Linked DNA regions of Mus musculus: region 2 is linked to region 1. The links are chromatin loops, found by intact Hi-C in ENCODE. Cell type or tissue: left cerebral cortex. All regions are shown on one strand. Each heading gives the region's core, and the rest is flanking DNA. Links, peaks and the distances in the headings are about the cores only. Region 1 overlaps Kcnk9 (potassium channel, subfamily K, member 9). Region 2 overlaps Trappc9 (trafficking protein particle complex 9).

Evidence for each region. Peaks named below come from ENCODE experiments on the same cell type or tissue, not always from the same donor. Only the 100,000 strongest peaks of a DNase experiment are listed, where the experiment ranks them.
Region 2: a loop joins it to region 1, with 5 times the contacts of the local background. A loop is called at or near these places in 4 of 42 quality-filtered maps.

Annotation. Positions count from the first base shown.
Region 1 is chr15:72,509,261-72,525,513 of GRCm38, forward strand. It overlaps Kcnk9 (potassium channel, subfamily K, member 9), which reads right to left. Exons shown (of 2, transcript NM_001033876.2): 2 at 1-3,784. The coding sequence ends at 2,859. Among named protein-coding and RNA genes, the nearest start is that of Gm24390, 26 kb to the left of the region's middle. In left cerebral cortex, for the core only: a CTCF peak has its summit at 7,955; a DNase peak (open chromatin) is centred at 7,943.
Region 2 is chr15:73,035,431-73,051,683 of GRCm38, forward strand. Trappc9 (trafficking protein particle complex 9) reads right to left here. Exons shown (of 22, transcript NM_180662.2): 4 at 15,165-15,293. Among named protein-coding and RNA genes, the nearest start is that of Trappc9, 18 kb to the right of the region's middle. In left cerebral cortex, for the core only: a CTCF peak has its summit at 9,277; a DNase peak (open chromatin) is centred at 9,264; H3K4me3 peaks cover 283 bases; H3K27ac peaks cover 190 bases.

The sequences.
Region 1 (16,253 bases), core at 3,863-11,862:
GAGCCCCTTCAACTCTACTGGTGGACTCTTCATAGAAATGGCCTACTCCCATATGGTAAAATGGAGAGTCCTTCAGAATTTGACTCCTCCCTGCTCTCACCCCAAGAGAGCACATCAGTGGATGTGCCCAGAGAACAATATCACCAGGTCCTACGCTAAGGAACAAATCAACCATTGGAGAAGATCCACTTATAGGGACATAAGCCAAGACTCATTCCTTCCCTTGGTGCTCTTATGTTGAGCTTGGAAGAGACAATTTGGTGCCCTTCCCTCCAAAGCTGAACTGGCAATAATTAGCCAAAGACGTGGGAGGGCTACAAGGATGATAACCAAGTACAAGTTGCTACATTACTTCTATCAGTAGCTATCACATAAGGAGGAAAGAGAATTCGCTCTACAGCCCTTTACCTTGCAGAAGGAGGGGGGGTTACTTCTGTGAGAATATAGAAGGTGTTGTCTATATTCCTCTGGGAAGAAAAGATGTACCTGTCATTCGATCCTTCCCACACAATGGTCACTGTGTGACCACTTCACACAGATGCATGAATGGGAAGCTAGCTCTAAAGATAGGCTGAGCCTATGTCCCTCTGACTTGACTCCTGAGCCTAATGCTTGGCCCTGTGAAGACACCGAGCAGGATCTGTCCTCCACTGTAGGACTGAGTCAGGACACCTTGGTGTTGGGAAGTCCACCTTCTGGACCCTTCTGGGTAGGAACTGAGAGTGGATCCTTGGTTCTCTCAGTGCCTCAACACCATGTACAGATCAGAGGTGATCACACATACCTACCCACCATTTGAAGGAAAATCTTACAACAGTCTCAGGGGAACTCCTACATGTGTTCCAGGAAACCTCCTCCGAGGCATAAAGTACTCTGCATATAGGCATCAGGAGTGTCACGTTTGTGACCCAAAAGAGCCAACAATCTCTTTGCAGAGCAAAAAAAAAACATTCAAGAATAGTGATTGCTTCTATTCTCTGGACAGACTTGAGAGCCCTGTGCAGGGCATTCCACACAACAACATCTCAAACAAGTGAACTGAGAAAGACCTCGAAGTTGGAATATGTCAACTTTGGCCAAGAGAGTCTAAGGTTCACAGACTCCTTTTGAAGGTCCCGTGTCCTAGACGAAGGGAATATTTCAACAAGGGGTGTAGCATTAAGTGCATGCATTGACTTTCCAGAGGAGTCCTGGATGCTCCTGGTTTCAGCCCAATGGCACACATGCTTGGGACTGGTGGCATTTGGATGCTGTGTCCTTTAAGAAATCTTGAAGACCAGTAAGTGCGCTCCTTGTGCGTGCGTAGTGTAGCCAAAGCCCATTTCCATCCAAAAGCCAGGAACTTCCAGTGTGCGAAAAAGGAGTGGGAGGATGAGTGAATGGGGTGACTTTTAGAGATGGCAGGGATGGCGATGAGAGAAATTAGAGTCCCTCAGTGACTATGGAGGCCAAGCTGCCCTCGGACTCCTGCGATTGAGAGGGCCTGCATACGAGGTGCCATATTCTCTAGCCTAAGCTGTCCCCTCCAGGGTCATCCTTTATTGAGAGCGGGGAGGAATATCTCGACTACCTAGACAAAGCATCCCCTGAGCTTGACAAGTTCCCAGCAGGCCAAGATACAGCCTCTAAAACGTTCCTGAGACCAACATGAACTTCTCCCTATGTACAGATCAAATGCATTTAGAGACACTCGTTCCTGAAATATATACCTCTCTATATATATTTAAACAAGGAATGCCCTGTCGCTTTCTTATTAGGAAAAGAAAAACCACATCACCATTCTGATACCCATTCTCATCCAAGCATTCCAAAACTGGGACTCTACTCCACGCAGGTAGAGACTTCACAGAGCTCTCCCCGTCAGAGTCATTCTTAGGAAGAGGGAAATAATAAAATAGATACTCTTGGGTCCCACCTATTTCCCTGTTTACCTTGACATCTCCAGCTGCAGGGAAAACTTCTGGAACTAGAAATGCTGAAAATTCAATAGGTCTTCCATAAGTTGACACTAGTGGCTTTACGACTACTCCTCTGTGATCTCTGCTTTCTTGTGTCAATGATGCATACCAGTTCCACAAAGTGCATGATTCTTAAAGATTTCATTTAAACTGGCAGGGTAAACCTGTAGTCTTGCCTGCCTACACCCTGAAGAGAAGTGAATGAGATTTAGACGCTATGGCCATCTGATTCATCTTGGGTTAAAAGTGCTTTGTGGGATGTGCTCAATTTGGCAAGGTTGATAAATCCAACCTTGCAGGGTTTAGCTAGTTTGGAAGCAGCCTCTAGGAGACTGCGTATGAAATTGTATGCGTGAGAAGGGAAGTGAATGCCTGATCCTTTCCACCTTGTCGCACAACACACCTGCACACAGAAGCGCACACGCTCATATTACACACGCGTACACACAGCCACCCAGTCCTTGGGGGAAGAAGAGAGGAGTTAGGTCGGAGACATCACTACGGGTAGTCAGTCAAAGACTTCAGTTGGCCATCCTCCCAGCTCTGTCTTGGTGCTCCTGTTCTCACACCTGTCCTAGGAAAGCCACCCCAGAGAGAGGAGGCAGGGTGGGGAGAAATGTAAGGCATAACTCTGGTGGGGAGAAAGGAAGGAATCCATGCTTCATGCTCAGGTGCGAGCTTCAGAGAGGATGGGCCTCTATTTTCCCTTTGGACAGCTCTGCCTGGCTGGAAAGGCCGGAAAGAAATGAAACCAGGAAAGGAGGGAAGAGAGAAAGGAATGATGATGACCGTAAGCACAAAAAAAGAGAATAATAATAAATAAGGAGGGAAAGAGGAGTTGGGACAATGAAACTTACATCTGCATGACAAATGATTCTTCCATGTACTTCCCTCCCACACTTAGATGGACTTGCGACGGAGGTGCAGCCTATGGTCCCCGCAGGTGTGCATTCCAGGAGGAATGGCGCCGAAAACGGACCGGAAGTAGGTGTTCCTCAGCACGTCTGGAGGGATCTCTTCAACCCTGCAGGAAACGGTGTGGACGGTAGCCCGGACACTCCTGATAGTGGCACCAGCAGCCACAGCAGCAGGAGCAGGCGCAGGAGCAGGAGCAGGCGCAGGAGCAGAAATAGGAGCAGTAACAACAACATTATCGACGACATCATCATCATCATCATCGTCATCATCTTTACCCCAGTTGGTACCAGGGAAGCAGAGATAGCACAGGGTTCTGCCGTATTTCCTGAGGAAGTACATGGCGTGGTGCCTCTTGCGTCTCTGAGGCGCACGGACAGACACTCTTCTTGGATTTCCAGCAAGAATCTCCGCAACTTCTCCCTCCAGTAGCTCCTCATCGGTATTCATGGTCAGGAATCGCAGGACCACAAGATTGAGGAAGGCACCGATGACGGTCAGGCCCACCAGGATATACATGAAGCTGAAGGCCACATAGAATGGCTTCCTCTGCAGCGCACCCTTGGCCTGCAGGGCCACAAAATCGCCGAACCCTATAGTAGTCAATGTTATGAAGCAGTAGTAGTAGGCATGGAAGAAGCTCCAATCTTCACACTGGGAAAAGGCAGCCGCCCCAAGGCACAGGGTGCCCATGCAGGAAAAGAAGCCGACGGTCACCATGTTCTCCATAGAAACTTCAGTGTTGCGCATGCCACAGCACTTCTTGATACGTTTCAGCAGGTAGCGCACGAAGGTGTTCATGCGCTCGCCCAGGCTCTGGAACATAACCAGCGTCAGGGGGATACCCAGCACAGCGTAGAACATACAGAAGGCCTTGCCAGCATCAGTTCCAGGTGCAGCATGTCCATATCCTATGGAAAGGAGGAGAAGAATGGGAACAATAGTTAGGAAAGGTTCTGTGGGGTTCAGATACAGAAACATCAGACATTTCGAACAGACTGGAGATTAGAGCATAAAAGATGAAAAAAATAAAAAATAAAAAGGACCATTTCAAGAGTCACATAAGTGCCGGGGCAGGAGGGATTCAGGAAAATGTCGCTATAAAGGGATTCGGTGTACAGATTAAGTACCTCTAATCTCAAAATGTAAACTCAAAAGTGCTACAAAACCCACAACGTTTTGTTTTATTTTGTTTTGTTTTGTTTTGTTTTGTTTTGTTTTGTTTTGTGTCAGAGTCTCTCGTGTAGTTCAAGTTAACCTCAAGCTCATGTAGATGAGGCTGGCCCGGGACTCCTGGTCCCCCTACCTCCACCTCCAAGTGCTGGAACTGTAGACGTCCGCTCTCAAGACGATATTGGTATCAACATGGTGCCGCAAAAAGAAATTTCCACGCAATGAAACTTTGTTTGATCTAAAAATCTCCTTAAGCTATTTATTAGATATGTGTGACATGCAAATGGAGCATGCCTTGACGCTGGAGTCACTTCCCTAAAAGATCTCATTATATAGATACAAAAATCCCCAAATCTGAAAAGGTTCCAAACCTCAAGTACAAAAAATAGGCTGAAGCATTTTGGGGTGCTTTTCAGCCTTAACTGCCACCTAAGAGGCAAAGAAGACTCATTTGAGAAGAGTCCCTCTTACTAGTTTGATATCTGATAGGCTGAGGCACGTCAATGTTCTTAGAGTAATACAGCGTCCTTACTCCTAAGTGCAAAAACCCAAGAGAGAAAATGGACTATCCCTACCACAGATCCACATAAAGAGGGAAGTCTGAAAGAATGGATGCTGTGGGCTGGCAGGAGGCTGGCTCCTCATGTGCCATCTCTGTCTAAAAGTGTATAATGACCCTAAGCAGATGGAGTAATGACTCCAAGCCCACAAACAAGAAAGCCAATAAGTGATTTAGCAGGTGAACTAATATCACATCTTCAGAGCCGGAGCCTGGTATTTTTGTCTACCAAGAATGAGGCTAAAAGCAAGAGTCAAAATTGAAAGAAGTCATGGCAGAGCAGGAGGGACTTTTCTGTTGTTCACTTTGTTCAGGGATGTATCCCCACACCTAGGCAGTGTCTCTAAGGTAGAAAGTTGATCTGGTAATAGGATTTAACCTTGTATCAAGGGTAACCTTGATAGAGAGAGAACACACAGCCCTCAAAGACCTCAGTACCAGTTTCATTCTAGTACAAGTTCTGAAATGAATATTGCCCAGAAAAAAAGAAAAAAGAAAAATATATCATGGAGAGTGTTTGGACTGGGAATTTGGAGGCTAGAATTCAAACCCTGCCCCATCAAGGAAGGTGACATGTATGCTTCCCCAAGTGGCATGCTCATGGTCACATACCACCATTATTATGTTACATCCCAGAGAGTCTCTGTCAACTGACACGTGGGATGATGATGTCTCTAGGTAGACTGTTGGGCAAATCTTCTGAGACCAGAGACCTAATAGAACCTACCCAACCCTGTTCTCCCTCCCACTCCTGTTTCTATTCTACCCACATTCCTCTGCTGTAGTTTTTCACCTTTCCAGAAGATGTGGCCTCATTCTCTCTAGTCCCCAACCCCTCCACCCCATCCATTACTGAACTCTGTTGTTTCAGATACCCCTCGTCCATTACAAAGGTAGATACAGGGCATGATGCAAAGTTGGAACCAGGCCAGAGTAGGGAGGCAGAAAAGCAGAGAAGGACCTCAATGTATATTTTGATACAAATAACCCAGTGTGAAGAATGAAGAGAGGAAAGGATTGAAAATAAGCACCACAGAAAGCTCCAGGGACAAGGAGATATTCTAGAGGGAAAGATAAAATGAAAATGAGAGAAATAGTGGCTTCAAATCAGCCACCCTTGGTAAAAGGCAGATTGACAGAGTTGGTTATCTCTGCAAACTTAAGAAAGATAAATGTAAAGAAAACCACACACCAGTGATGTTAAAAAGAAAGCTAAAGAGAGACCTGCTGAAAGGCAGACAGGAAAAAAAAATGACACAACTGATTCTGCAAGGCCAACACCTCTTAGACTACTGATATCTAACCATAAACAATGAAGGCCGAGAAGCAATTGGAGCCATGTCAATAAAGAGTCAGGGGGAAAAAAAACGTTACCCCAGAATCCCCTGTCCTAAGGAAACAATCTGCATGTTCAGCTTTTCAAAGCTGGAGAGTGCAACACCATCAGATCAGCACAGCATACCTACTGGAGGAGGGAGCTCTTCCCCCAAAGAAGACAGCAGATGAAAATTTAGGACTTCAGGGGAAAAAAAATGAATCATGTGTTGAGAAATATAAAATGCACAGATGTTATTTCCTCTCCCCCCTGCACGAAGCTCACCTGCAGAGCAGACACCAATGGATGGGGTGGAAGGGTTGGGGACTAGAGAGAATGAGGCCACATCTTCTGGAAAGGTGACAAACTACAGCAGAGGAATGTGGGTAGAATAGAAACAGGAGTGGGAGGGAGAACAGGGTTGGGTAGGTTCTATTAGGTCTCTGGTCTCAGAAGATTTGCCCAACAGTCTACCTAGAGACATCATCATCCCACGTGTCAGTTGACAGAGACTCTCTGGGATGTAACATAATAATGGTGGACTCAATAAGCACTTAACAGTTCTACCTGGGATATACTTAATGTAGGAAATAAACATAGCATCATATGACTCAAAAGCTGAGTGCTGGGTCCCCTTATCTGTCACTCATGTTCTTCAAGGATAGTTCAAAGAGTGCTCCCCAAATCCTCCAATAGAAGCTTTTTTTTTTTTTTAAATTCAGACAAGCTCTCACTCTCTAGTACAGTATGCCCTGGAACTCACTACATAACCTTCCCTTGAATTTACAGAAATCCTCCTGTCTCAGCCTCCCAAGTGCTTGGATAACAAGCATGTGCTACCACTCCAGGCTCTCGAAAGCCATCTTTGAGTTCACACTACAATGCAGTCTTGCCCAGAGGTCAAAATTGGTCCCTACAGCGGGCCAATTCGTCTTGAAGCTGATTGACCCCTTAGGGAGAACAAGTATCCTCCATTCTCCAGCCTCATTTTTATGCTTGCCATGTTTACTGTGACTGCTTACTGGTGCCAGCTAAGGGTGCAGTGCATAGAGAAGGTTGTGTTGGGGGAATTTGCTGCTGGAGAGGAGTAAAATATTTATAAATGGCAGAAAGGGGGTTCTGACAATAGGGATTAAAACAGGCACAAATCCCAATAAAGAATGACTCAGGGTGGCTTTGAGAAGAGATATGCTAGGGAAGGGAGCTAACCTTGGCCCCTTGTGCTTCCAAGATGGTTCCTACTTCAGCCCATGATGCAGCTAGCCTCCCATCTATCCTCCTGTAACTTCCTAAATTAATTCTCTAAACCTTTCTTCCCTTTTCTGTAAAAAGGACATGAAGTGAAGCAATCTCTTTATGTTATCTAGCGTTTTATAGTATGCTTTCCTGCATTTAGTCTTTCCTCTGGAAGAAGGTATCAATGTTTGTGGCATTCTATGCTAAGCCATTGCTTATTCACAGGGCCCTCTGTGTTCTGCAGAGGGAAATCCCTTCATGTGTGTTTTTCCTGATTCCCGGGGCGGGGGGTGGAGAAACAGGCTTCTTTTAACTTTGTATCTTAAGGGAACAAAGGGACCCCAAATACACTTTTTAACACGGAAGTGTGCAAAGCATGAATTTCTCATCGAAAGTGGGCAAAGGGAAGGGCTGAGATGTCTCCCATCTGTAAAGGGGCCACAAAACCCTGTCTCACAGGGCAATGTTGTGCTGCTGAGGCACCTGTCAATGCCCAGGCTGTGATGTGAGTTCATGCCAAACATGAAGATGCCTGGGGTGGGACACATTTCAGCCCCCAAGTATCTCAGACTTGGGTCCACAGCATCTCCATGCTTTGAAGAAAAGCTGGCGTTCCCTATCCTCCTCCATACAGGATTGGACTCACAGCCTCTCACCCTGCTTTTAAGGAAGGGGGATGGGGGCTCTCCTCCACACTAGCTTACTTTCTACAAGCAGCGGAGGAAATGCTGTCCACAAAGAGTCCACAGGGTGGCAGAATGGTGGAAGCCTTGGCCTGTGGTCTCTCTCAGCCTGCCACCAGAGGTGCAAGGGTGCCCTCTGGCGGGTGATCTGTCACTGCAGAGCATGAATGCAAGCATAGGTCCTGACACCTGCCCAGGTTCCCTCCTGGGATGAGTCCAAGAATCACGAGAAAAAGTCACTAAAGTGTCTTTTTTTTTACTGGCAAAACATATGTTACCTGGTGGATTTTTTTTCTCTCAGAAGGTATCATCAGTCAATGGAATGTTGGCAGAGATAAAAAATAAAACTAGTAATGACCAGTGTTTACTAATAGCATGAGGTACCAGGAACTAAGCTAAAACCTTTTTACACACAATAACTCATCTCCTGGGGGAAACAGGGGGCCCTTTCCAGGTAGCCAGTATTCTCCTCTACATGGATGTGGTAGTGTTCATGATCTTGGGCTTAGCATGATAGCTTCCTAAGCTCCCATGTCAGGCTGATCTGGGCCTTGATCCTAATTTATCCCCCGTTGTCAGCCACACCCACAGTGCAAATGAGGTATCCACATTGTCCCCCTGGGTCAGGAAATCCAGGTTCTCCTATTGGTCTTCTTGTTGCACCCACATAAAACCTTCCCTTCTGCCACGCTTTCCTGTATTCTCCACCATCCAAAAATCTCTGCAAAAAAATGTGGAGAGACAAATCAAAGACTCATAAGAAAAAATAAGGGTAGAAAGCTGGCTGATGTTTGAGAAGTCTGTGATAGGATAAGAAAATCAGTAATAGTTGGAAGCCACCAGGACTTGGGTTGGGATGGTTCAGTGGGAAGAGGTACATTCCCTCCCTCAGCTAATAGTGTTAGGCTCAGATGGCTTCAGGCCAGTTATAGTGTAGCAAGACTTGTGGGTGGTCAGAGGTAAGCAAAGCTCTGACCTTGACACAGGGAAACCTCCACACTTTACAATATCATCTCTGATGATCTCTCTACAAAAGTCCATTCTAGAAGCTAGCCTGTATTATTTGCACTGACCTCTGTTTTGCTTGTGTGTCTCTCTCCAAAGAGCCACGAGAGCACTGGATTTCCAGCCTCCGGATGAAGACTTAAGTTTACAGCCTTGCTATATGCTGGTTTATGATGCAGTGTCTCTTTGTAGGCTGTGGTAAGGCAAGGAGTTGGATAGATTCCCAGGGTGGGGCAGAAAGGTCCCCAGAGGTAAGCATCTACCTATTTGAGCTTCTTGGTTGAAGCTTCACAGAAAGAAAACCATGCTCAAGTGGAACATTGTCCTTGATATCCTTCCCCCAAAAAGCAAGGATGACAGTTGCTGGGGTGGACACTTGTGCATCTGTCACAGCTGATTCCCATCAACCAGCATCGCGAGACACCACAAGCAAAGGGTAGAGGCAGGCATTGCCAGGGGACGCATGATAACCATAATTGCTGCATGATAGCAGTTAGAGATGGATGATCGTAGCCCTAATGGACTTCTTCCATGTCTCAGCTATATAACCTAGGTAAGTCATCTAACCATGTAGGGGTGGAGACATCAAAACCCAAGCAAGAAAGGAGATAAAACTATCCCCACCCACCCAATCCTGATTATCTCTTACACTTCCAATTATTTGTAGTGTCCTTTTTGCTTTTTAGACTTTTCCACTTTAAAAGTTACTGGCTATAGGAATAAAAATTCACATAATAGAAAGAAACAAGAGCAAACAGAAGAGAGATCAAAACTGATGAATGTCTATGTACCATCTTTCTGCTCAGACCTGGGAACATTTCCTTATGTTTCCCAAATCCTATTCCTAAATACTTTTTCCATGACTGAGAGAAAACTTCACATAAGCAATTATTTAAAAATGCTAACACTAGTCTATTGCCAATAGCATTCTTCATAAGCATCATTTTTAATTCATCAGCTTCAAGTAGAGGCGCCACAATTTCTTCGCCTAAATAGACTAAATGTGGAATGTGTTGGATTCTAATTTGCTTCTGTTGCTAACAGTCATTTGTGTTTTGGCCAAAAGCACACAGTTCCTGGCCTCGGAAGTTTTATTCCAAAAGCAAAGGAGAGAAATCAAGGAAGTGCCAGCAAATGGGCTGAACTCTGTCCTAATACCAGTGAGATGTGTCCTCCAATGGCATGCCCAATGTTATTAGGTGATCACTTCTACTTCCTTGCCTTGTTCCAATAAATTATACTCAGTGAAACTAAGATGGCCACCATGGGTTCTCATCTCAGGGTGTTAGGGGCATGGGTGGATAGATGTAAACAAAACTATTCAAATCCGTAAGTATATAAAATGTTCCTGGGGGGGGGGGGGAACTGAAATAAATGGAAGAAACACCTTGGAGACACACAATGTTCCATGCTCTTGGGAGAGTTGGAGGAAGAGTAAAAACGGCAGAAAGATTATCTAAAGAAATAATAAACAAGACCTTTCAAACTTTAATGAAAATGTTGATCTGAACATCTAAAAAGCTTAACATAATGACAAGAAGGATGAGTGCCTAGATTTAAATTACTGTAAGTGCAAGAAGACAATGATGCAATGTTAAAACGAACAAGGGAAAACCAACTCATTGTTAGGACTCCTCAATAAGGTCCATGAGTGACTCTTATTCCAAAGCAGAGTCCAGAAGACAATGGAATGACATGATCAACATGCTGAAAGAAAATGTCAACCAAGGATTTCATATCCATTTAAACTATCTTGCAAATTCAGGTAAATTAAAATGTTCTCAGACAGTGAAATGACATTGTCAAGGAGCCAAATGAAAGTGACAGTCAATCAAAAATTTTATATCCAACTAAACTATCCTCCTTTAACAAAAAACAAAAAACAAAAATAAAACCAGACACTAAGACATTCCTACATTAAAAAACAAAACTAAAACCAAAAGTATTCTTTGATAGCAGATTTTTCACTTCAATGATTATTTTTAAAAGTCTTTCTGATTGAAATGAAAGAACTACAGTCAGTAGTACAAATTCATGAAAAGAATGAAAGAGTGGCAGTAAAGGTAATTACATGTGTAAATATATAAAAGCATCAGATGGTTTTATTCATACCCTTTCTCCTTCTGTATAAAAGACAACCACTTAACTTATAAAACAGTGTTGAAGGCAGCAACTTAATTATAAAGCAATGAGAGATAGGTACATAAATATTTCACTTGTACAACAATAATGAGAGAAGAAATGGACCGGTTAGGGGAAAAAAAAACTTCTGTAAACCACTGAAGTTGTAAGATACTATCATCTCCAACTAGCTGGTTTTAAAGAGGCCCATTGTTATTTCCAGAGCAGTTACTAAGGAGCTAATTCAAAACACAAAAGAAGCAACAGGAGAATGGAAATGACACACTTTCCGGTCTACTTATCACAAAAGAAACCAGTTATGGAGAAATGAAGGAACAAAGGAACACAGAACACAAGCAGCATAATGGCAGATTTAACACCTTCCAGATCAGTAAGTACATTAAGTGTAAATTAACTACACACTCCAATCAGCAGTTGGAGGTTGGCAGATAGACAAAAACAAAACAAAAGCTACAACCCAAATGCCACAATCCAATGCTGCTCTCTATAAAATAAACACCTAAAATTCAAAGACATGAGCAAATTTAAATAAATAAAAGGATAGACCCAAGGCAAACTGCCCCCCCTCAAAAAAACAAAAAAAGCCAAAACAAACAAACAAACAAACAAAACCCAGCATGTCTGTCCTAGCACCAGATAAGAAATTGGGTCCAAAATGAATACTATCACTAGATACTAAATAAATAAATTAGTGAGTTTTTGAAGTAATAAAAGAGTTGGTGTTTCAAAAGGTGCCACAAACATAAATGTGCATATATCCCAAACAGAATGTCCTGATATGGCTACCTAAACCTTGTCCCAGACTCACCAAACAGCCACACCACTGAGATTGCCCTTCTCATATTCCTTTGAGGAGACCTGAAAGTCTATAATTTTTTTTTATTCCCTCTCCAAGGTCCTGCATAGAACATTAATCTAGCAGGTGCTTTCCATGCTAGACAGGAGCCACAGAGAGCTCAACTCTGGACCTCTGGTCACTCTATCCATGACTGGCACAATGTCTAGTGACAAACAAACTTGATTTCTCACCCCTTATTCTCCAGGGCCCAGAATGGGGATGTATGTGTGTTATACATGTGTGTCCAGTCCAGGATGGGATGAGGCCATCACAAATCAGCTGCCCTGGAGTGGAACCTAGATCCTGTTTCTTCTCTGGGGTGGCCATGCTATTCCTTTGGTCTAACAATTACCAGAAAGCCTGATTCCTTTTCTTTCTCTTTCAGGGCCATGGTTTCACCACACCAGTACATTAATTCTTCAACAGTCTCATTACACTATTTTTATGTCTTCTCTGCACTCCAGCCTTGAGGTTCCCATTGCACCATTTCCTCCTCTGGAGCAGGCTACCAGAGAATATGAAGGTTGCCACTATAGCAGATAAGAAAAACCCAAACCCAGAATTGCCATGAAACCCAACTACTCCAGCCCTAAGAACATAACCAAAAGAGCAGGAATCCTGGTAATAAGTATACATACATGAACATAGACACATTCCTGCCCAGAGCTAGAAATCTCCAACCTCCTCAAAACCAGAAACATACAAACAGAGTGTGGCATCTTTTAGTAGAATAGCATCTTGCTGTAAATTAGAAAGAAAAGCTAATGCTCACTACATGTGTGAGCCCCCAAAATACCCTGTTAGTGAAGAAGCCAGATTCCAAAGGCCAAGTATCACAGGATACCATTTATAATGCCAAGCTCCATAGAGACAGAAGATGAATTCATGGTTGTAGGGGTAGAGGAAGAGACAATGGAATGTGGTGACTGACAATGATACATTGCTTTAAGTGTTGAAATGCATAGAACTAGATAGAGGTGATTGTTGCTCAATGTTGAAAGCTAAATATGAACTGCATGCTTTCCAATAGTTCTACACTATGTATTTTTGCCTCAATTCAAACAGGGACAGGATAATCAAACATTGAATGAAATGATAACACAGTTGGGAGCAACAAAGAGTGTCCCAGAAGTTCCATATTGTGCCAAGCCAGGTGTCCCACACAGCTTAGGACTTGGCACATGGACTTGCTTGACCTGATATCTGAAATCCACTGTTCCTATCTCCATGCCCACCCTCTCTCCTCTGTCTCTTATCATACCACCAAGATTTTGTTCTCTGTGGAATACAGATGTCCAACAGATGATGTTGGTGACGTCCAAATATACCTAGTGTGAGTTAAAGATACTGTAAGTCAAAAGTGCAATGAATATGCCTGAGGAGCACTAACTCAGTAGCACATCACACCACAGGGTCTTTGGCCTCCCCTTTTTGTCATGTGGACTGACATCTTATATTCCTTAGATCATAAAAAAAAGTACCAGACTAGAGATCAGAATTCCTCCTTATGCTCACATGGCAAGTTGGGGCTGCAGCATCTTCTACTGTATAGACTGTAGATGGAATACCACCCCCACAAAGCACTAGTCTAGAGATCAGAGTTCTTCCTTATGCTCACATGGCAAGTGGGAGCTGTAGAATCTTCCACTTCTTATATTATAAACAGAATACCACCCCACAGAGCACTAGTCTAGAGATCAGAGTTCTTCCTTATGCTCACATGGCAAATGGGAGCTGTAGAATCTTCCACTGTCTAGACTGTAGACGGAATACCACCCACAGAGCACTAGTGTAGAGTTCAGAGTTCTTCCTTATGCTCACATGGCAAGTGGGAGCTGTAGAATCTTCCACTGTCTAGACTGTAGACGGAATACCAGCCCACAGAGCACTAGTCTAGAGATCAGAGTTCTTCCTTATGCTCACATGGCAAGTGGGAGCTGTAGAATCTTCCACTGTCTAGACTGTAGATGGAATACCACCCCACAGAGCACTAGTCTAGAGTTCAGAGTTCTTCCTTATGCTCACATGGCAAGTGGGAGCTGTAGAATCTTCCACTGTCTAGACTGTAGACGGAATATCACCCACAGAGCACTAGTCTAGAGTTCTGAGTTCTTCCTTATGCTCACATGGCAAGTGGGAGCTGTAGAATCTTCCACTATCTAGACTGTAGCTGGAATACCACCCCACAGGGCACTAGTCTAGAGTTCAGAGTTCTTCCTTATGCTCACATGGCAAGTGGGAGCTGTAGAATCTTCCACTATCTAGACTGTAGCTGGAATACCACCCCACAGAGCACTAGTGTAGAGTTCAGAGTTCTTCCTTATGCTCACATGGCAAGTGGGAGCTGTAGAATCTTCCACTGTCTAGACTGTAGCTGGAATACCACCCCACAGGGCACTAGTCTAGAGTTCAGAGTTCTTCCTTATGCTCACATGGCAAGTGGGAGCTGTAGAATCTTCCACTATCTAGACTGTAGCTGGAATACCACCCCACAGAGCACTAGTGTAGAGTTCAGAGTTCTTCCTTATGCTCACATGGCAAGTGGGAGCTGTAGAATCTTCCACTGTCTAGACTGTAGACAGAATACCACCCCACAGAGCACTAGTGTAGAGTTCAGAGTTCTTCCTTATGCTCACATGGCAAATGGGAGCTGTAGAATCTTCCACTGTCTAGACTGTAGACGGAATACCACCCCACAGAGCACTAGTGTAGAGTTCAGAGTTCTTCCTTATGCTCACATGGCAAGTGGGAGCTGTAGAATCTTCCACTGTCTAGACTGTAGACGGAATACCACCCCACAGAGCACTAGTGTAGAGTTCAGAGTTCTTCCTTATGCTCACATGGCAAGTGGGAGCTGTAGAATCTTCCACTGTCTAGACTGTAGACAGAATACCACCCCACAGAGCACTAGTGTAGAGATCAGAGTTCTTCCTTATGCTCACATGGCAAGTGGGAGCTGTAGAATCTTCCACTGTCTAGACTGTAGACGGAATACCACCCACAGGGCACTAGTCTAGAGTTCAGAGTTCTTCCTTATGCTCACATAGCAACTGGGAGCTGTAGAATCTTCCACTTCTTAGGTTATAAACAGAATACCACCCCACAGAGCACTAGTCTAGAGATCAGAGTTCTTCCATATGCTCACATGGCAAGTGGGAGCTGTAGAATCTTCCACTGTCTAGACTGTAGACGGAATACCACCCCACAGAGCACTAGCCTGAGAGGAGATAAAAATGCAGAATTTAAATTGTTTTTTTTGCCAATTTTATATTACTTTTTATCTATGATGGAGTTGAACCATAAGTTGGGACTGTCTATATGGCTAAGGAAGAACACATATGTGTAATAAGGATCTCCCCTGCTCTTTCCTCTGTAACTTCTCACGCCTAACATTGAAACCCCATCCCTGCATCATAGAAGAAGACTCTACTAATGCTAACTGCCATAATGTTTTCCTGGGGAACCTCATGCTTAGGGCTGGGGGTGGGGTGGGAGTAACTAAATGCCAACTTGTCTATATTCCAAATGGAGGAATATGGAACTTACTGGTCTCTGGGGGGGGGTCCCTAAGAATAAAAGCACTGGTACTGCCAAATGTTACTAACTACTAGTGCCCAGGAAATCCTGCCTCTATGTGGTAAGGTCTAAGGCCTTTCCAGACCTAGCCGTCCAAAGTTCAGTGGTCACCTGGCACTCTCTAAATCTGATGCTACCAAGATTGCAGGTTTGTACTCTAGATTTGTGTTAGCCTCTGAACTTGGTATGTCAAGATCTGAGGAAGAACTCAGCTGCCCACGCATATGTATGCATTGTGAAAATGGTTTACTGCCATATCTCATGAAGTTTGTAGGATCCCCATCTGTTATCTCCATAAAAGCATCCCTCAGCTACTCAGGGATATCCATGTAATGCTATGCAGAAGCAGTGACCTGTGTGTCCATTACCAAGTCCAACACATACCAACTACTAATGTATTAATGAAGTCACAACTATCAGCCCTATAGTTTCCAAAGGGGCAGAGGTCATTGTCTTAAAATGTATCTCAAATTTACAATTTGGAATGGTAAATATCATAAACACAATGTGTCCATTTTTTAATCATAAGAAAAATAAGAAGAAAACAGGAACTACCATATGGTCTTTTGATGTAAGTCTAAGGAAGATTGAGGTTGCTTCCTTCATCCCAGGCCCTGGACTAGTCTTGATTTACCCACTATATACAAACTCTTCACTTCTAACATTCAAATCAGAAGACTTACAAGGACATACTTTGAAAACCTATAAAGCCACTCTGCAAATACAAAACATCATTATTAGCTCAAGTAAAATCCATCTTCTTCAGCACGCAGAGGCCTATGCTGAGTACACACCACCCCCTCCCCCACCCCCGTGCCAGCCAGCCTCACTCTCAGGTGACAGACTCCTGAAA
Region 2 (16,253 bases), core at 4,706-12,705, 530 kb after region 1:
AGAAACTAAATTCTAAGCAAGTTAGAGGAAGGAAAAAAAATTTTAAAGTATAACAGAACTAAGTGAAATAGAAAAAAAATCAATAAAACGACAAGCTACTTTAAAAAGAAAAAACAGTAACAAAGCTGACAAACTGGAAGTGAAGAGAAGGAAAGACTCCAATTGTTAAAACCAAAACTGACAAGGAGAAGAAGAATTATGCCATTTGCAAGAAAATGGATGGGACTGGGATCACCATGTTAAGAGAAAGAAGCCAGACTCCACACATAGACGCCATATTGTCTCTCTGTGAGGAACCTAGATGTAAACACACATAGAGACAGGGAGGGAGGAGGGAGAGAGACAGAATAACAGACAGACAGACATGCAGGCAGGCAGGCAGGCAGGCAGGAATAAAAATGCCTTTCCCTCTGTGTCACATGGCTTTGATAAATTTAGAGAAAGCCATGGTGCAAGATGGCTTAAGCCCTTCAAATCTGTTATTCTCTTTAAAAGTAGTTTTAGATATTTGACATATTTCATTTGATGGACATTTTAGGATCTACTTTAAAAATAAAAAAAAATAAAAAAAAAAAAAGCCAGGCGTGGTGGTGCACGCCTTTAATCCCAGCACTTGGGAGGCAGAGTTAGGCGGATTTCTGAGTTCGAGGCCAGCCTAGTCTACAAAGTGAGTTCCAGAACAGCCAGGGCTATACAGGCTATACAGAGAAACCCTGTCTCAAAAAACCAAAAGAGAGAGAGAGAGAGAGAGAGAGCAAGAGAGAGAAGTTAAAATAAAATCATAGTGTAGAATTCCCATCACTGACTGCAGGGAGTAAGGGTATTCACTACTATACTCAGCCTCTAAATAATTTTTGTTTGTTTGTTTGTTTGTTTGTTTTGAGAAAGGGTTTCTAAGTATAGCCTTGGCTGTCCTGGAACTCACTGTATAGATAGACCAGGCTGGCCTTGAACTTATAAATAAAATTCTTAAGGAAAAAAAAGTCAGGGCTAAAAAATCAGACATTATTACCAATTAAATAAGCAAACAGGACTGTAAGGTGATACACTTATAAATTATATAATCCAGATGAAACGGACAAGCTCCTAGAAAGATACAAGTAAGAAGGAAAAGGAAGCCTTTTTTGTTGTTGTTTTTCCTTTTTCCAAAGATACTGAGCTAATAACCAAATAGTTTCCAAGAAGGAAAAAACCCAGAGAACGGCACCAGCACAGAGGAGACAGTGAGCCAGTGCCCCTCAGACACGTGATCATCTAGATAAACAAGGGTTAAAAAAAGACAGAAAAATGCAACACTTTCCTGGTAAAGATCCTTCCTGCACTAGAGGAGACATTCCTAAGCCTGTGAAGGATGCCTTTAAAACCAACCTACAGCTAAAACAATACTAACGCTAAAAGGCTCGGTGTGTGTCCCTCTGAGATAAGGACTAAGACAGGACATTCGGATTCAAAATCAACAAGGAGAACTATTTCTGTTTTCAGGGACCAAGATATTTGTAACAAAGACGCTGAACTAATGAAGTCAGCCAGGCTGTGGGGTCAAAGGGTCAACACTCAAAAAGTCAAGACGCCTAGATAGGCTTGCAGCTCACCAGCTGATGGCGGTGTTAGGACAAGTCCACTCCAGTACATATACAGTTCATGATGAATGAAATGGGCTGGGAAGATGGCTCAGAGGTTAAGAGCGCTTGCCGCTCTCACAGAGATCAGAGTTGGGTTCCTAGTACCACATCAAGTGCCTCGCACCTGTCGGGCCAACTCCAGGGAATCTGATGCCTTGGCACATGCGTGCACAGAAACACACACATAAACAAAAATAAATCATTTAAAAATTAACAAAAATGCATGCGTATAAAGACATTTGATCCCCAACACTACAGGGGAAAAAGAAAACAGCAACAAAAAACAGTAGCAAGATTTTCCATGTCCATAGATTAGAAATTTTAATATCCCTCTTTGGTTTTCTTATGTATATACAGATGTATATGTATATGCAGATGTATATGTAGATATATATGTATATATGTGTGTGTGTACATATGTATATATGTGTGTGTGTACATATGTGTGTATATATATGTGTATACATATGTGTGTGTATATATATATATATATATATATATATATTCAGGTATCGATGTATATGAAGGCATATATTTATAAATAGGTACTATATTATGTGTATCTGTTTATAGGTATATACATTGAATGTGTGCCTATGGAGCACAATAGAGGGCAAAGGATTTCCTGGAGCTGAAGTTACATGCAATTATAAGTCACCTGACATAGGTATGGCAACCAAGGACAGGACCTCCACAAGAGCAGTATGCACTCTTAACTACTGAGCCCCGGAAGATGTAATATTCTTTAGGTGACAATATGGTATGTACCCCATGTTGGTCTACAAACTCAAAGTAGTCGCTATCAAAATCCCAGCAGATTCTTTTCAGAAATTGACTATCCCTAAAATTCATATGTAAATTTAAGGGACCCAAAATAAACACAAAGTAAAATGCACGTGGGTAGCTATGTTTAAATCTGTCTAATTTGCTTTCTGTTACCCTTTAAAGCTCTACAACGGACATGGTTTCTGACAATAAGACATGTTTTAAAATACATACATAACTCTTGAAATAATCATAAAGAGGTAAATAAATGCCTAGTTTAAAAAATCTTCATAAGCATGTAGCGAAGCTCTCCTAGACTGAAGACACTCGTCACAGGCGCATCATGCTCCTTGGGAAGTCTCTACAGCATCCTAACCAAAGCCATATCTGAGCGCCAACCCCACCAACCCTATGGAGAAGGGAGCCCTAGAAATGCCAGGCTCAACAAGCTCAATGGGACTATGTAAAACTCTTTTCCGCAGTTTGGAGTTCCATATGTAAGCCAGGATGAACTTGGTCAAACTTCACTAGACCCAGGGATGCCTTTCAAATAGAATCCTAAAGGCAGACCATCTGAGAACCACAGAATGCTCTGGGGAAAAGACTAAAATCCCCAGCCCTGGCCCCATAGACATGCCTGGTTTACTACAGGATGCAACATACTTCGACCCAGGAAAGAATATCTTAATTGAGCCGAGAGATCAATAGTTCTTGCCTCTTGTCAGACCTAATGAATGAATCTCCTCTTCTCCAACTGGTAAAAAGGCTCGGTGTGGGCTTTGGGAAGTTTCTGCCATCCTCCAAGCTGCTGTCTTAGCAGATCACAGGCTCTGTCGCATGATCTGCCCCCTGTGTGGTTAATAGCCGACAGCCCTGTCAAGGCTGTACCGAGACCAGCCCTGGGAACACCTTGTTCTCACTCGACTGCCGCAAGGCAAAATAGCACTGTGCACATCCGAGACTTTGCTAGCCATGGCTCTGACAAGCGACGTGTCCCTAGAACATAAAAAGAACTGTTGTAGCTCAATAATTGACAGAAGAGGGCAGCCCTTTCCCAGAGCAAGTACGCTAGTGTCCGGCATACTTTGAAAAGTTGCTCATTAACTGTAAGAGAAACTCCACAACCCTGAGTCCCAACAGCAGTGAGGCACCATGGCGTACCCATCAGGAGTCAGAAAGGTAACACCAGCTGTGGCAAACACAGAGGGACAAACTCACGTGCATGGGCACTGGGACTATGCCAAGGTGTGGCTGCTTTGGAGAAATATCTGGTAGTTTCTCAAGAAGGTAGACATTGGATGACTGTCTGACCCGGCCATTCCACTCTCCAGATTTACGAACACATAAGAGAATTTAAAACGGATACAGACAAAAATCCCCACAGTGCTCGTAGCAACGGTGTTCCTAAGAGACAGAGACTAGATTCATGCAAGGGTGCGTGAGCTGACAGACTAGAGAGACAAAATGTGGCGTGTTGACTGGCCTGCATAACACACTGCAGTGATGTGAAGTCCTGAGGTGAGCTACAAAAATGGACCTTTAAAACACTAAGTTAAAGAAGTCCCAAAAGAGCCGGGCAGTGGTGGCACACGCCTTTAATCCAGCACTTAAGAGGCAGAGGCAGAGGCAGGCGGATTTCTGAGTTCGAGGCCAGCCTGGTCTACAGAGTGAGTTCCAGGACAGCCAGGGCTACACAGAGAAACCCTGTCTCGAAAAACCAAAAAAGAAAAAAAATTCCCAAAAGAGCACAGTTCACAAAATGCAAGATGGAACACAGTAGGCCAGCCTGGAGTGAGAAAGTAAACTACTACTGTGGGAGAACCTGGGGAAATGGAGGACAGGAGGGACTGGCCACTGTGACCTCAGAGGATGCAGGACCTTCTTGTTGGGGAGAGCAAAGTCCTACAATGGCCTGCTGTGCTCGGCTGTAGACTTGTGTTGAAGCTGCTTTTAAAAATTAAATGGTGTTCTCTCTCTCACCTGAGCTCAAATTGCAAGTCTTTTCACTAGAAGAGGGCACCAACCTGAGCAGCCAAGGGGGAAAGCAAGAGAGAAGAATTAGCCAAAGGCTTTCACTTGAAGGGGGTACTCAGATGCACATACAAGGTTCAGAGCAAGAAAGGGGGTCTGAGAAAGGAATCGTTGCATTTAAAAGAAGTCTGTCTGCCATTGGGGAGAGAGGTGGCCCTCTGTTCTTAATTAGCAATGAGGCAGAGGCAAACACCCAGAGCCAGAAGAAGCACAAAGAGATGCCCAGCTAGCTTCCTCTGGGGGAAGTCAAAATCTCTCTCCACCAGATGATCAAATGCAAGTGCAAGTGGCTATATACTCTGTGATAGTCTAGGAAAGTGGCTTCTTGGTAGGGCAGGACAATGGTTTCTCCTCTGAGAGTGTCTCGGGGCACTGGCACTGATCCCTCCTTCCCAGAGCACTACCCCATGAGCTGCCAGGATCTGAACTGCAGAAGAGGGCCAAAGTAAAAGATGGCCAGGCTCTGTCCTGGCTAAAGACTCCTACTAAAGACATGAAGCTGCAGGCTTTGGGCTGGAACCTGGGATTAGAAGAGCCTCAGCTACCTGCCTGTGTCCCTTGGCGAGTCCAGCTCATACTGGTCTCACTTAGGATGGCTGCAAAGATGCCCTCCAACACCACCGCTGAGTGGCAGCTCCATCCTCTGTTGGCAGCTTTCCCAACCACAGGCTCTGATGTGGTGCTACATGAAATAGGATGAGTCTCATGTTCAGAACCCAGCCATCACCTGTTCCAGGCTCTGCAGACTCAGCTGCAAAACCTTACTCTCGACATTTTTACAAACAACAAACACATCCCTCCCTACCTCAACAGAAGTTTGGCTTTTAGAAGTCAGTCTGATTGTCTCCATCTTCTTCTCCCACAAGTATGGGAGACACAACGAAATTCAGTGTTTCATCCAAGGCTCCACAAACAGTCTGGGCTCAGCAGTACCAAGGCATTCAACGTTTATTTCATTCTTGGTTGACATGTTTGTTTTGCCTCAGTTCCATGCATATGTGTGTGTTGGTTGTGTGGGCGTGTGCATGTGTGCGGGCAGGCACCGACTCTGTCTAGAAGTACGTTTCAGATTCCCCTGAGCTGGAGTCACAGGAGCCTGTGAGTTAACAAACATGGTTGCTGGGAACCAAATTCAGTTCCTCTGCAAGAATAGGAAGCACACACTACCACTGAGCCGTCTGGCCCATCCCCAAGTTGCTCGCTTGTTTGTTTGTTTGTTTGTTTGTAGAGCAGGTATGTTTTTAAGACAGGGTGTTGATACATAGCTGAAGCCGGCTCCTTCCTCAGCCTCCTGAGTGCTAATGAGATTACAAGTGTGTGCCACCGTTCCTGCCTTGTCAACTTTCACAAGTACAGAAAGTCCCCGACACCTGTCCCAGGAAACCCTGCCCTTGTGTTGATTTTTCTTCAGAAAGCAAACAAAACATGATAAACATCTGGGTCCTTCACTCTTTCCACACACCGTCCTGAGAAATGTGGCCAGCAGTGTAGAGACAGGCCTTGAATCAGACAAGCAGGCTGGAGGTGCTGCCACTTCGAATTTAGACCATGCCAGATGAAAGCAGCCAGCTTGGGTGCGAAGCCCAAGGGAACATGACTGCCTGGATGGTCTTCTTCGAAGGATGGTGTCTGCTGCTGCATTGTTACCTACTCGGTCATTGTTTCTAGTTAAGCCAAAAGTAACCAAGCTCATCATGAAATAGTTAAGCACAGTAACAAAGCAAGTTTCTGATGGATTCATGGCAGAAAATTAAGATGGGGAAAGAAAGACCCAACACTGTGAAAAAGGGGGGGGGGGAATGCAAGATTTCTTAAGAACACACAAGCTTGGTGGCTCACATATTAGAAGGGTGAGGCAGGAGGATTGCCACTAATTCAAGACCAGCCTGAGCTACATAGCAAGACCTGTCTCACTAATAATAATAGTCTATAAAAAATGCAATAGGATATTCAAATCACTGTGGAAAGGAACACAGGCCATAGACTCAGAGCAAAGTCATTACCATGGGGGGATTCAAATCAACAGCATAGGCATGCCCCGTGCATTCAGAGGATTCAAGGCACGATTCTCCAATCATTCAGTTCACCATGCTAGGGGGAAATTGCTCCTCTTCACCAGACAACAGGAAGCAGTAGGGTGCCCCATCAAACACGGACCAAACAATAATCAGGTTTGCCACAGTTCTGATTTAAAGTCACTTAAATCAGACTGTTCCAAAGACCACAAATCCAGAAACCAGAACCATTCATTCACAACACCATGAAAACAAGCACTTAAAAAATAAAAATAATAATAACCAAAAGAAACTAAGCACAGAGATCATGTACCTGGGTCAATGAGAACTTCTTGCGCCCCTGGAAGAAAGAACAGATTACGGTCTTTTATTTGGAAAATAAAACCACTTTTAAAGACAACTAGCAGAACACATTTTACAGTTTGCATCCACCCTGGTGAGCCTGGGACACTTGCAGCTACTGAGGGGAAGAGCGTGTGTGTGGCAGGCACCATGCTTTTCTGGTTCCAGGAGGAGAACAGAAGATCCTACTGTTAACCCTGCATTGAACGAAGAGGAAAATGCCCCCTTATCTCTTCCCTTCCTACTTTCTAAGCTCAGGCTCCTCACTCTCCATCAACAAGTTTCAGAAACCCTCGTTTCACCAATAAACCAATAACAAGAGAATATGTGAGTGCTCTGACTGAGGTATCAAAGGTTTCAGAAGGAAATATAGTAATACATTAATACTCCCAGATCTCTCTGTCTCTTTCTTTCTCTGTCTCTCTCTGTGTATGCCTTTGTCTCTCTCTGTGTGTCTGTCTGTCTGTCTGTCTGTCTCTCTCTCTCTCTGTGTATGTGTGTGTGAGAGAGAGAGAGACAGAGGCAGAAAGAGACACAGAGAGAGAGACTGACTTATGAATTACAGGGCACTTATCAAAGCTAAGGAAGTGATGTTTAGAGGTGGTTTATACTGAAGCTGTAGCACAGTTGGTAGAGTATTTCCCTAGTATGCATAAGGCCCTGGGGTCAATTCCTAGCACTACATAAACTGGGCATGGTGACGTATGTCAGAAATTCCAGCACTCAGAAGAGACGATCAGGAGATCAAGGACATCCTTGGCTACATAGTAAGTTTGAGACCAAAATGGATAAGCCGTGACCCTGTCTCAAAGTGGACAGTGGAAGCTAGAAAAACGGCTCAGCAGTTAGGAGTATTGCTCTTGCAGAAGACCAAGATTCAGGTCCTGGCACCCACTCTATGCAGCTTACACCTGCCTGTAACTCCAGCTCTAGGGGATCTTCTGGCCTCTGAGAGCACTTGCATGCACACAGTATACACACATACATACATACACACACACACACACACACACACACACACACACACACACAGAAAGAGAGATCAGAGGTCACAGAAATCCCCCTACTGCTGCCTTTCAGGTGCTGGGATTAAAAGCATACGCCATCATATCAAGCTAGAAGACATTTTAAGTACAAGGGTAAAGAAAAAGACACCCAGAAAGTGCCAGGCAGTGGTGGCGCACTCCTGTAATCCCAGCACTTGGGAGGCAGAAGCAGGTGGATTTCTGAGTTCAAGACCAGCCTGGTCTACAGAGTGAGTTCCAGGACAGCCAGGACTGCACGGAGAAACCCTGTCTAAAAACCAAAAAGAAAAAAGAAAAAAAAAAAGACACCCAGAAGAAAGTAAGACGGACCTGAGAGAGCAAGTGAAGGTCTCCATCCTTTAATTTTATTTTTAAGACCAAGTTTTGTCTTGCTCAGTTACCAGGCAGCCCTTGAAGTTTGAACTTGCCAGCCTCCTACCTTAGCCTCCTCCATAACTAAGATTATAAACCCCAAGATTACAAATCTGCACACCAGGCCTCACTCATCTCTTACTTCTTTTTTTTTAAACATTTTTAAATACTTATTTATGTATATGAGTATACTATAGCTGTCTTCAGATACACCAGAAGAGGGTATCAGATCCCATTACAGATGGTCGTGAGCCACCATGTGGTTGCTGGGAATTGAACTCAGAACCTCTGGAAGAGCAGTCAGTGCTCTTAACCACTGAGCCATTTTTCCAGCCCCTTCTCTTACTTCTTAAGTGGATCTTTCTTCACAAAGCTATTTCTCCCTATTCTGACTCCTTAGAAATCAAACATAGAATGATGGATCCAACACCCAGCGTGAGGTGCATGCCTGCAATCTCAGTAATAGGGGTGGAAGAGAAGACAGGACCAAGTTCGAGGCCAGCCTGGGCTACACAACAAGACTCTCATCCCTCTTCCCAATGTGGTCACGTGGAATAAATCTTCTTTTTCCTGCTTCCCACCTTTAATTTGGTTCGACTGCCTTATTGAGGATGGGTGGCCAGAGCTGACTTGAAACACACAGTATCACGTAAAGGTCAGTAACACACCAAATGCATATAGATGAATCTTCACACCTTCACGCAACCACCTCAGCTGATCCGGAAGCCAGGATCTCCTCCAGACCCTAGATGGTGCTTGCTAATAAGCACAGGAGTGGAGATTTAAGACCTGGCAGGCAGCCTTCTTCTCATCTGCAAGGCGCTGCAGAGCTGTGACATCATGGCTAACCATTACCTAATACTCAAGAGAAAGTCCAGTTTCACTGCTGCTCTGATAGCAAATCTGCAACCCTCGCTCTGAGCTGACCAGAGAAAAACACATATATCCAGAAGGCTTTTTCCGGGTATGTACTGGGGATCAAATGAAGAAATCGTATTCAAGGAGCCTGGTTTTGGGTCCTCTTGTAGAAGCCGGAAAAAAAAAAAAAAAAAAAAAAAAAGCTTTAAAAATAATAAGTAAGTGCAACAGCGCCACCTATGGAACGTCCTGCAAGGATCCAGAATCTGCAGACCACAGGCAAAGTTCAGCTAGCACAGGCACTGGGCAGCTTCATAGAAAGATGGCACTGTTCAACAGCTAAAGTCTGACACCCGGATGTCAACCAAAGAGACAGGCTCCCGGAGGACAATCTACGAACAGGAAGGGGTCTCAGAACTGGTTCTTCTTACAGTCAGCTGCCAAACTTTCTCCCAGTCTCTGTATTTTTCCCTAAAGGCAACTGAGGGGGCAGGAAAGATGGCTGAGCGGTTAAAAGTGGTTACTGCTCTCACAGAGGATTAGAGTTTAATTCCACCGCCTTACAACTACCCTAATGCTCTCTTCTAACCTCCAAAGATACCCTCAAACATGTGAGTGGATACATACATACTCACAAATAAAAATTTAGGGGCTAAAGAGATGGTTCAGCAATTAGGAACACTGGCTGTTCTTCCAGAGGTCCTGAACTCAATTCCCAGTAGCCACACGGAGGTTCACGACATAAATAAATAAACCTTTTTTTTTTAAAAAAATAGCCGGGCACGGTGGTACACACCCATACATAAACCCAGCACTTAGAGACAAAGGCAGGAAGATGGGATTGTTAAAAATTCAAGGCCAGCCTAGTCTCTATCTCAAGCTCCAGGTCAGCCAGGACTACACAGTAGCACCCTGTCACATAAACAAACAGATCTGTAAAATAACCATGACTTCAGTCTGTCCTGTTTTCCCAGACACTCCTTAAACTCAGGCCGCTGAAAAAAGAGTTCACGGTGACAGGCAGGGGCTCTGTAAGAGGCCAACTCAGTTGCCACCTTAACTCAGCAGGGATTCAATCGCTGGGTGACAAGTCTCTGTCCCTTTAAAAAAAAAAAAAAAGAGTACTCGCTCCAACCCTCAAATGTTCCCACTGGGGAGTTGTAAAGCCCTGCCTGAGGCTGAGGAGCGCTGGTAGATATTTGGACTTTTTCTTTTCTTTCCTTTTTCTTTCCTTTTTTTTTTAAGGTTTATTTATTTATTATATGTAAGTACACTGTAGTTGTCTTCAGACACACCAGAAGAGGGTGTCAGATCTCGTTATGAATGGTTGTGAGCCACCATGTGGTTGCTGGGATTTGAACTAGGGACCTTTGGAAGAGCAGTCAGTGCTCTTAACTGCTGAGCCATCTTACCAGCCCCTCTTTCCTTTTCCTTTTTCTCTTTTTCCAGACAAGGTTTCTCAGTTTATCTCTGGCTGACCTGGAACTCCCTCTGTAGACCAGGCTGGCCTCAAATTCAGAGACCCACCTGCCTCTGCCTCCCAAGTGCTGGGATTGCAGGCGTGCACCACCACAGCCTGGCTCTGGACCATGCGTCATGTCAGTCCCCACCATCGAATGCCAGTGACAGAGATGAGAACCAGGTGTTCTACCAGCAAGCCACACCTCAGGCCTGTTTTGATCAATTTAATGGTAAGTAATATTACCAAGTTCAGAGAGAAGAAAAAGTAGAGGCCACCACTACTAAGAAACCTTTACAAGTCAATGGTAAGCACTTTCTTCCAGTTGACTATAGAATATTCTATACATTTTGGGGTGGGGGTCCTATATAAGGGACCCAGGTCCTCCCACGGTGCTAGGCAGGAACTCTACAAGTGGGCTACCTTCTCCATCTTGGTTGTTTTGTTTTGTTTTGTTTTGTTTTTTCAAGACAGGATCTCATGTAGTCCAGGCTAGCCTCAAATATACTATGTAGCTAAGCCTGGCCTTCCATTCCTAAGCCTCGCTCTGAGTATGGGAGCCCAGCATCATATCTGGCTTTCCAGCCCTAATTTTTTAAAGAAACTATATTTTGTCCTTTAGTTATAGACCTACAGGTCCACATCCAAATCTTCAGAATAAAGATCAGTGCCCCAACTTGTGAGCAGCATGAAGCTAGGATTGAAAGACTAAAAGAAAGAATGAAGGGGAAAAAAAAAAACTACAAAAATTTTTTAATCTTTAAAAATTTTTTTTCTTAAGATTTTATTTTTATTTATTTATTATATGTAAGTACACTGTCGCTGTCTTCAGACACTCCAGAAGAGGGAGTCAGATTTCATTATGGATGGTTGTGAGCCACCATGTGGTTGCTGGGATTTGAACTCCAGACCTTCGGAAGAGCTATTGGGTGCTCTTACCCACTGAGCCATCTCACCAGCCCTTAAATTTTTTTAAAAGGGAAAGAAATGCCCCCTTTTCCGAGGAAATGCACTTGAAACTATTCAGCCAGGGTCTGTGAGGTCTGAAAGTGTTCAGCTGAATTCCTGGGGCCTGGAGAAGCAGCTTGTGGTGAGAAACTCCTACACGCTTACGGAGAGCACAATTCAGTTCCCAGCCACCACGTGATACAGCTCACAACTGCCTGCAACTCTAGCTCCCAGTGATGCAAGATTGTCTTCTGACCCCTGCAGGCACTCATGACAGACAGACAGATGCACACACACACATATACACACACACACACAGTGAAAATAAATCTTAAAAAAAAAAAAGTAGAAGTATCCTTGAGGTTGGAGAGATGGCTCAGTGGTTAAAAGCACTGACTGTTCTTCCAGAGGTCCTGAGTTCAATTCCCAGCAACCACATGGTGGCTCACAACCATCTGTAATAGGGATCCGATGCCCTCTTCTGGTGTGTCTGAAGACAGCTACAGTGTACTCATATACATAAATAGTTCTTTAAAAAAATACAAGTAACGAATATTCCTGTTACTACTTGCCAATCATCATAAAACCAGTGATACTGACAGCTGCCTCAGCCTTCCCCTACCATGCTCCACCCTAGCCCCTTCAGACAGGGTCCCTCACCTAAGGTCCCTTAGGCTGGCTTGCAGGGAGTTCCAGGGATCTGTGTGGTGGTGCTGCAGACAAGCTAGAACCTAGAACCTCCCAGGAGACAGGCTGCTGGCCGGGCACACCTGGGCACGCTGTCTTCATTATGTTAACTGAGGCGGGCCTTGGGCTATACAAACAGGGAAAGTGAACTGACCGCTGGCAGTCCTTTCTCTCTGCTTCCTGATTATGAGCATCACATGACTGTGACTCCATCCCCATATGGACTGCCACCTGCAATTAGGAGTTAAATAGAGCTTCTCCCTACACTGCTTTTGTCAAGAGTATATTGTCGCAGCAAGTAGGGAAAATAAATAAGAGAACTTGTCTCTGCCACCCAGTGCTGTGTTTCTCGTGTTTAGAAAACACATGTTCGGGGCTGAAGAGTTGGCTCAGCGGTTAAAAGCACTGACTGCTCTTCCAAAGGTCCTGAGTTCAAATCCCACAACCACATGGTGGCTCACAACCATCCGTAATGAGATCTGATGCCCTCTTCTGGTGTGTCTGAAGACAACTACAGTGTACTTACATATAACAATAAATAAATCTTTAAAAAAAAAAAAAAGAAAGAGAGAAAAAGAAAACACATGTTCTTACCCACTAAGCCATCTTCCCAGACCCTTTTCGCATGTGCGAGTGTGTGAGTGTGTGTGTGTGTGTGTGTGTGTGTGTGTGGTAGTTATGGTCAGAGGACAACTTGTGACAGTCAGTTCTCTCCTCTCCCACCACATGGATCAAAGTCAGGCCATCAGACTGAGTGGCCAATGCTTTTACCCACTGGGCCATACTCCTAGCCCTTCAGTGTCTTTTGAAATACTTTCTTGCTGTATAGCCCAGGCTGGCTTAGAACTCACTATGTAGCTCAAGCAGGCCTCGGACTCATGGGAATCCTCCTGACTCAGCCCCTTGAGATTAAATGACTTGGTCCCAATCACATGTAACAAAATGCTACATGCATCCGGGATTCTGCTCTTCTGTGGCTAAAAAGGAGAGCTGAAAGGTAAGGGAGGGTGCTAAATGCTTGGCTTGTCTGCCGCAAGGCAGGGCTGACACTACACACTAGCTGCTCTAGAGATTAGAATCTGAAGGAGGATGGTGCATCTGTCCCCCGGATTCAGCCTGCAATGAGCAGAAGGCCACTCCGCTTCTACGGTAGTCAGTCTCTTTGACCTCCTGGCCTTTCGGCTGTCACCTGAGTACAGGCTGTCCTCAACAATGAAAAGTTCCAACATTTTCACACAAAGCGGAGCTAAATGAAGACACTTCTCCTGAGACATGGACCAGTTCTTCTGTTCCTTAAGCTTCCTCTGTTCACAGCAAGGAAACAAGATGAAAGGAAACATGACAATGTTACCCTAAAAGCTTCAGGGGGCTTCACAGTCACAGCAGGGGGAGGGGGCGGCACACTGACAACCTGGGAGCTGACGAGGAGTGAGACTCCAGAGGCTGTGGTGTCTCAGCAGGACCCACAGCTATACCCACAACATGCAACCCAGCATCGGGGGGAGCTCAGAACCCAGGAGGCCAGAGCAGATTCCTCCCTACTCTCAGCATCTCCTTCCCAGCCCTACTCCCTTTCCACTCTGATGATGGAGGTGCCATCAGGGGCTTCTGGAAGACTAGCATAAAGGGCCCTGGAGAATCACGTGCCGTCATCTGAGCATGCCCCGCAGAACCCAGGACACTTAGCAGCTTCTGCATGCTCTACAGTAGGTGATGACAGAATCAATCTGATTCCCCTTCTAACACATCCGCTCCTGGGGACTGAAGCTCCCTGAGAAAGCCACACCTCCACGTCAGAGTCCACAGACTGACTGAATGACTACTTCTATGACTGTAGAGTTTGACTGTGACAGATCAAGAACCAGAACTATCTTGGGCTGCCTTTAGCACCTTAACAGCCATTCCTTGCCACCCCTGAGCCAACGTTCTTGTGACTATCTTCTAATGGACTAATTTAGCAGAACCCTACCTTCCACCAACCCTAAAGCTATGAATGTCATCAGATAGCAACTGAGACCTACTGCAGAGACTCCCCTGCTTTGCTGTAACCCCCAAACTGATGTCCCCGCCAATGTTTTTGATGAGTTCACTCATTTATGGCTGTCTTTGGTTCTGTGACTATAAAGAGCTCATATAACCATGTCCATAGTAGAAGAATGTCACCTGGGACAAACCGAATCTATGTTCCTGGCCTATAATCACTCATATTCGGTTCAGAATAAATGGTCTCCTTTGGGTCAGGCATAGTGGTGCACGCCTTTGATCCTAGAACTCAGGAGGCAGAGGCAGGTGTATCTTTGAGTTCAAGGCCAGCCTGGTCTACAGCTTGAGTCCCAGGACAACCGTGACTATACAGAGAAAACCTGTCTCAAAACATAATATAACACTAACAACAAGTTAAATAAATAAATGGAATGAATACTAAATACCCTTCTCTGTCAAGAAAGAGTGTCTGGCAATGACGTTGTGCTGTCCCCACTGAGAAGAAAATGTGGCTTTCTCTTCACTGAGGTTTTCTAAAGGTCTCACAGACCCACAAGTGTCTTTGGCTTTGAGTTAGGCATTGCTCATCATTGCCCGGCCTCCACAATGTGACTAGTAACACACTAAGATCAAAAGCTCACTGAGCACTTGTGGATCTCCGCATCTAGAAAAGTCTTTCGCTCTTCACTGGAAGCAATAACTGGGGGAAAAAAAAAAGATAAAATAGCTAGGAATTTTTAAATGAAACAGGAAGTATCCCTGGTCCCTGCATCTGCAGTTAAAACTGACACCAGGGACCAATGTTACCCATTACATGGGTACCCAAGTCCATTCTGCCAGGGGATTTCAACACAGGCCTAGAATTCAGTGATAGACACTGCATGTAAACCTTCACTGTAGCAGTCAGGCCGATAAGCCAGAAGACAATGTCTCCTTCGCGAATGCACAGAATCCTCCTACCTAGAAACACTCATCGGGCCTAGTGAAAAGGGAAAGACAGCACAGCTCCTCTCCTTAGAGACTGCGGTGGGTGCAGGCTGGAGAGAGGCAGGCTCACCTGGCCGGTGTCTGTTGGCTGCTTCTGAGGGAAGTGAGCTGCCTTGGAGTCTCCGAGCCCCAGTCTTGCCACCAGTTCCTCCGGGATAATGATAAATGACTGAAGCCGAGCACAACCCCTCCAGGGCAGCTGGGTGGTGAAGAGATGCAAAGATGATTAGTAAAGTCACCCTGAAGGGGCACAGGATGACTTAAACAGTCAGCTTATCTGAAAATGCCAATTTCCCAAAAACAAAGTTTACAGTTAAAAATCACTAGCTAGGCATGGTGGTACATGCCTTTAATGCCAGCCCTGAGGAAGCAGAGGAAGAGGCAAGTAGGCCTCTGTAAGTTCAAAGCCGGCCTGGGTTACATAGTAAGTTCCAGGCCAGAGTGAGAGCTTGTAGCACACAGAGACATGCCACCCACCTTCCATAGGCCACATCAAGGCAGGCAACACAAGAGGCTAGCAAGGCTCAGAGCTTCACTGATGGCCTGAATATGCAGGGAGAATTTCATTTTCTCATTTCTTCATTTGTTCATAGGATCAGCCTTTTTAGGGTTCTTTTGTTTGGTTTGTTACATTTACTTATTTAATGGGATGGGATGAGGGCATGTGCCATCGTGTGCAGGTCAAAGTCAGAGGGCAGCTTAGGAGATTTAGGTCTCTCCTTCCACTCTGTGGGTGCTGAGAACTGAACTCAGGGCATCAGGCTTGGCAGCAGGGCACCTTTACCCACTAAGTCATTGCATCGGCCCTGAGGGACCAGCAGTTTTACACACATTACACTAGAGGCGCTTGCCAGGCTGTGGGGCTGCAGCGCTGTGCAGCAGGAAGTGTGCTGGGTTGGAAACATTTAACGGTAGGGCTGGGGGTGTGCACAGTGGTGATGGAGCGTTCAGCTAGCAAGCAAGGCTCCATCCTAGACAGAGGAGTGAAGGCAAGGGGGAGGGAAGAAGAAAGGAAAGGGAGGGGGGAGGGACTTAAAACCAATAGCTCTAAGCAGGGTGATGGTGGTGCATGCCTTTAATCCCAGCATATGGGAGGCAGAGGCAGATGGATCTCTGAGGCCAGCCTGGTCTACAAAGTGAATTTCAGGACAGCCAGGGC